Linked DNA regions of Homo sapiens: region 2 is linked to region 1. Evidence: chromatin contacts called from ENCODE Hi-C or POLR2A ChIA-PET data. All regions are on one chromosome and are shown on one strand. The core of a region is the stretch at or near the end of the contact, and the rest is flanking DNA. Distances in the headings are between cores, read along the strand shown.

Evidence for each region. Hi-C counts contacts between places; a loop is a spot of excess contacts on that map. ChIA-PET counts read pairs that join two places held with the same protein, here RNA polymerase II (POLR2A). Pooled maps may share reads with other maps.
Region 2: a loop to region 1 is called in a pooled map, with 4 times the contacts of the local background. The contact joins the promoter of PAXX here to the promoter of LINC02846 in region 1. A Hi-C loop is called at or near these places in 1 of 168 maps with a recorded cell type or tissue (posterior vena cava) and 4 of 50 pooled maps. POLR2A ChIA-PET finds 5 or more read pairs at or near these places in 1 of 52 experiments (K562).

Annotation. Positions count from the first base shown.
Region 1 is chr9:136,107,591-136,110,685 of GRCh38, forward strand. It overlaps LINC02846 (long intergenic non-protein coding RNA 2846), which reads right to left and starts at 1,846. Exons shown (of 2, transcript NR_189286.1): 1 at 1,775-1,846; 2 at 259-1,229. RefSeq lists enhancers at 496-1,108, 1,720-2,332, 1,961-2,010, 2,333-2,944, 2,521-2,630 and 2 more and a silencer at 2,041-2,230.
Region 2 is chr9:136,991,018-136,993,717 of GRCh38, forward strand. PAXX (PAXX non-homologous end joining factor) reads left to right here and starts at 1,405. Exons shown (of 7, transcript NM_183241.3): 1 at 1,405-1,545; 2 at 1,623-1,683; 3 at 1,908-1,957; 4 at 2,036-2,226; 5 at 2,326-2,394; 6 at 2,563-2,647. The coding sequence starts at 1,427. RefSeq lists silencers at 961-1,250, 1,261-1,640 and an enhancer at 1,598-2,140.

The DNA of each region.
Region 1 (3,095 bases), core at 596-3,095:
TGGGCACACAAATGCCACACCCCCACACGCACATACGTGCACACATACATGTGCCAGGCACGCACCCCAGCCAGGTGGAGGAGGGTGGGGGTCAAACCAGGCTGCACCGAGCACAGGTGGTGGCTGAGTTCCGGTTGGCCCAGCTCCAGGCTGTGGGGAGAAGAGAGATGGCGGCATTCTTTCGGACGCTTTTATCCACTATGGGAGCAGGAAGACAGCCAGGGTTATCACAGCACAATTTGAAAAACATACAAATAATTCATGTCAGCATAACGTCATGGTGTTGTCAATAATGAATCCACACTTAAAACCCAGATTGATAGCTTCAAAGGGCAGCCCCCACCCCTGGACAGGTAGGCAGGGCGCAGAGCCAGCCCCTCTTGGTTCTGAGAAGCAAACTCGGAAGCAGTTCAGGTCAGAGGAGTCCAGGGACCGCCCTTGCTGGGAGGAAATGGGTGCAGTGCGGCCCAGCGCAGTGAGCGGGGCCAAGGGTCTAGCAGCACTCGAGTTCTGCCCAAAGACGAGAGAGAGGGTGCCGGCCTACGTGCGCCCGCTGGGAAGAACTGGAAATCCATGTGCTCCCGTTCTGCGAATCCCTTCACCAGGGCGTCGGCCACCGGAGTGGGAAAAAACCTCTCCCGGCGTGAGAGCTGGGGGCAGGCCCAAGGTGCTAGGGGCTCCCGGGAGGACTGGCCATGGCCACCCAGCATCCCTGTGCCTGGCCTGGGCCTCGGTGGCCAGTCCTCCTCGGCTGCAGACCCCAGTGAGGACAGGGACCTCACCACCCACTGCCTGGCTTCTGAGGCAGCAGTGCCCCCATTAAACCTGAGATGAACTTCTCTGGGTCTTTCAGGAAGGAGCCCCGCCCCAGCATCTGGGCTCCCAGGACGAGGGCAGTCACTAAGTGGTGATGTCATGTCACTCATCGGCCTCTTCTGCCTGTGGCCATACAACAGGCCCAGGCCTGTCCCATCCCGAGGGAGGCAGATCCTGGCTGGAGCTGGCGGAGACTTACGGCCACACCCTGCCAAGGTGTGCCCACTGGGACCCGGGCCCAGCCTGTCACGGCGCCTCTCCCTGTGCCATCCGCCAGCCCAGGCTTGATTGAGCTCCATATGAATATTCATACAGCATTCTGCTGGGACCGTCGTTAATATTCTGAGGAAGCGGCAAGAATGCCCGTCCCCATGTCGTGAGCCATGGTCAACGTGCTGCTGACACGATGGTGGCTGTGGATTTTTCGGATGCAATTGTCAGGCCTCCAGGCTCAGGAGGGTGGAGGCAGCACCGCCATCTCCAGGCCCCACCAGCACCCATCCTCTGACCACGGACCTCCCAGGCACCCCACCTGCCCCCTGGCCTTTGCCTACCACCGTGTCCTTACCTGACCCAACCTCGACCAAATGCCCCTCTTCCTCACCGCTCCTGCCCCTGCTTCTCCTCCTCAGCCCTGACCCCTCTGCCCTCCCCGCCCTGCCTCCTGCCCCTGCTTCTCCTCCTCAGCCCTGACCCCTCTCCCCTCCCCGCCCTGCATTTACCCCACGCCCACAGCCCTCACAGGGCGGGGACACCGAGGTTCTCCCATAAATTAACCAAGCCCCTTTACGAAGCCCCTTCCCAAATAGAGCCGGCGCCCTCCTCCCCTGGGCCCGGGTCACCGCTGGGTCAGCGCCTACCGGCTCCCCAGGCCTGCCCCATGCCCTCAGCTAGAGGCAAACCCAAGCTCATGGGCGCAGCGAAGCTGGCAGGAGGGGCCCTGGGGGCTGTGGCTCACCCCTGCATGGCCCTCCTGCTGCCCTGAGAGCCCCTTGGCTCCGGCTGTCCCCATTAGTCGGGTAGGACTCTTGGGCCCCGCCCCACCTGCCCCTTCCAGTCTCCGCCCAGGTCAGGACGGCAGGTGGCCCCAGCAGGGCTGGCCTGAGATGGAGGAACGCGGCCCCGACCCGGGCTATGGGGAGACTCTGGATGTGGCGGTGGATCCGCTGACGGGGCTTTGGGATGTGATTATTTCCTGGGGGCTGACGGTAGCCCAGGAGCACCAAGACCCAGCTCTGCCTTCCGCCTCCCACGGGGCCTCTCCTCTGCAGGAGGCCATACAAGGACTGCACGGAAGGGGAGCGGCCCCGCAGGGAGGGGGCGCCTGGCAGCCCGCCCGCCGCAGCAGCCTGCAACCCCGCCCCCAGGCGCAGTGCGCGCCACAGCAGCCCTGCCAGAGCCCGTGTGACACAGCTGCCGGCATGCCCGGGCACGCTGCCCAGCTGGGCTGGGGGAGGGGCGCCGGGCCAGGAGCCGCTGAATCAGCTGCACCCGGACGGCCCCGCCTGGGCAAGGATGCTGGTGCGGCGGGGCGCTCTCTCTTTTGGGAACCGTCAGGAGGCGCGCCAGGCGGTGGGGTGGGGGGTGTTTCTGGACTGCGGCCTCTGCAGCCTGCTGCATGGGAAGTGCGGCTCACCGGGGCTGGGTGCAGGGCAGCCCCCGCCTCCGAGGGCATGAGCGGAGGCCTGCAGGGAGGGCCTGGGCAGAGAGGGGCCCTTTCCAAAGGAGACCCATAAGGAAGAAGAGAAACGCACTGGCCTCTGCAGATCGAAGCACGTTTGTCTCCCCCAGAAAACGCTGAATCAGCACTCACAGCACTGCCAGGGCCCGCGCCCTCCTCCGATCGCACGCTGGAGGGGACAGGCCCTTCCAAGATCACGGAGCATCAATATCACCATCGACGCAGCGGCACCGGGGGAGTCATGCTCTGGTCTGGAGTGGGGGCCGCGCCTGGCCCTGCCGTCCTTCCTGCTGGGGGCTGTGTTTGGAGCCGGGCACCTTCCCCCTCAGCCCCTGCTGTCCTGTCCTGCCCCCTGCGGAGGGGCGGGAGGTGGAGGACATTCCTGTGTGTGTGCGTTTGGGGTGGTTTTGCCTGTGGAGGCTGCACATGGGGGCTCTGACGGGGCAGCCTTCCGAGGCCACCCTGTGCTGGGGATGGGACAGCACGTGGCCCATCTTGACCGAGCATCTTAGATCTTGAAATCCCCAGCACCACCCCCTTCCAGCCACTGCCTGCCCTCTGCTGGCTCCTCAGCTTGGATTCCACTTTTCAGCAACAG
Region 2 (2,700 bases), core at 155-2,654, 880 kb after region 1:
CCAGGGAAGGTCTCACTAAAGTGACTTTTGAGTAAAGACCTGAAGGAAGCATGTGAGTCTGGGGAAAGGATGTGCCAGGCAGAAACAGCAGCATGTGCAGAGGCCCAGGGGGCAGGAGCCAGGACTGGGAGTGAACTGGGAAGCAGGAGGAGGTGAGGCAGGCTTGCTGTGGGAGCACTCCGATATGGAAGCGTAGCTTACAGACCCACTGGCCCTCCCCACAGCACCATGCTGCCAACCTGGCCTTCTTGCCGAGCCTTGAACAGAACCATTATTTATGTGGCCAGGCCTCCGCCTGGGATCTCCCTGTCCCTGGTGGGAGCCATCCTCTTCCTCCTGCCCTCATAGCACCCGCTGCAGTTTCTCCTGGCGCTTGGCCCTGCCTGAGAGTGTGGTGTCTCTCCTATTGGATCCTAGAAGCTCCAGGGAGTCAGAGACCTTGTCTGTTGATCGATATCCAGGCCTAGGACAACAGGCACGTAGGAGGAGCTGGAGGAATACCATGCGCGGGACAGAGAGCGCAGAAGCCTTCTTCCCTGGAGATCGCTCTGTACTGTGACTTCTTTTTTTGTTTGTTTGAGACAGAGTCTCGCTCTGTTGCCCAGGCTGGAATGCAGTGGCGCGATCTCGGCTCACTGCAACCTCCACCTCCCTGGTTCAAGCAATTCCCCTGCCTCACAGGCGTGCGCCACCACACCTGGCTAATTTTTTTGTATTTTTAGTAGAGACGGGGTTTCACCATGTTGGCCAGACTGGTCTCGAACTCCTGACCTCAGGCAATCTGCCCGCCTCGGCCTCCCAAAGTGCTGGGATTACAGGCGTGAGTCACCTTGCCGGACCAACCGTAACTTCTTACGATTAGAGTTAGGAAGCTTCCGGTTTGTGTGTGAAGACGATGGAAGGGCGGGGCTCCAGGATGTATCCGCAGAGCCACGGAGGGAACCTGGACTCGGCTGGACTTGGAGCCGGGGCGGGGGCGGGAGGGGGCGAGGTTCGAGTGGGGCTGCTCGCGGGCGCGAGGGCCAGAGCCCGGGATCGCGCCGTGGAGCCCACGACCGGCGAGGCCAGCGCTGGGGGCAGGGCCTCTGGATCCCTGACCCAGGACGCCCTGCTCCGGCCCGCCCCGCGCACTAAACTCGGCCTCTAGTCGCCTGAAGCCCGCGCGGGTACCGGGTCCGCGCGGCCCGGCCTGTGCCTTTAGCCCCGCCCCGAATCCCCCCACCCTCATAACCCCGCCCCTAACCCCGCCTCCACACACAGACCCCGCCCCCAACCAGACTCCGCCCCGCGCAAGCTCCCTAAGCCCGCGACTGGCCTGCACCCGGCTCCGGAAGTCGTTCTTCCGCGCAGGAGCCCTGAGCCCGCACAGCCCCGCCCCTCCCGGCGCCCAAGCCCCGCCCCGCCGGGTTCCCGCTCGCCCGGCGCCATGGATCCGCTGTCGCCGCCGCTCTGCACGCTGCCGCCGGGCCCCGAGCCGCCCCGCTTCGTGTGCTACTGCGAAGGGGAGGAAAGCGGGGAGGGGGACCGCGGCGGCTTCAACCTCTAGTGAGTGGGGGTCCGCGGGGAGGTAGGGGTGCAGGGAGCTCCGCGGGCGGCCCCGCCTGACAGGCCTTCTCCCCCAGCGTGACCGACGCCGCGGAGCTTTGGAGCACCTGCTTCACGCCGGACAGCCTGGCGGCCCTCGTGGGTAACTGGGCGGGTCTGGGAGCCGCCACACCCCTCCTTGCAGTGCAGATCGTCTATGGGGCGACAGACATCTGGGATTCCCCAGAAGGCTCTGACACCCTCTGCCCGCCCTGTAGCTGTAGTCCTCCCATTGGCTAGGGCTCTGGGGTCGGGCAGGTTTCGGGTGCCCCCAGTGGGCCTCGGGTTCCAGGCAGCTCGTGACAAGCCCCTGTGCTCTCTAGAAAGCCCGTTTTGGCCTGAGTGCGGCTGAGGACATCACCCCCCGGTTCAGGTGAGACCCAAGCAGGGAGGAAGGACGGGTGGGGAGGAGGAGGGTCTGCCACAGCTCTCCGCACCTCTCCTCTCCCAGGGCAGCCTGTGAGCAGCAAGCTGTGGCTCTGACTCTGCAGGAGGACAGAGCATCCCTGACGCTTTCAGGGGGGCCCTCGGCACTGGCCTTTGACCTCTCCAAGGTACCAGGCCCAGAGGCAGCCCCCAGGCTGCGGGCGCTGACACTGGGCCTGGCAAAACGCGTGTGGAGCCTGGAGCGGCGACTGGCAGGTAGGATTGGGGGTGGGCACCTCATACCTTCACTGGGGTCCCCTGCTCTTGCCCCCACTCCTGGCACTGAGTGGGGTTCCCATGGGCTTTCCTCCCCAGCTGCAGAAGAGACAGCTGTCAGCCCGAGGAAGAGCCCCCGGCCTGCAGGGCCTCAGCTCTTCTTACCAGGTAAGGCATGTCCGCCTGTGACTCAAGTAGGGCTGTGCTCTTTAACCTGGAACTCAGTTTCCCCCCAAACAAGACTCACGCTCCAGAGAGAATGCCTATCTATTCGGAGAAGGTTGTGGTTGGGATGCTGCCAGGTTCAGGAGCTGCCCCTGTCCTGTTTTCCCCCAGACCCAGATCCCCAGAGAGGTGGCCCTGGACCTGGAGTCAGGAGGCGGTGTCCAGGAGAGTCGCTCATCAACCCCGGGTTCAAGAGGTACCCTCCCACAGCCCCCTTCCTGCGCCCAGGGTCCAATCCTGGACCCCACC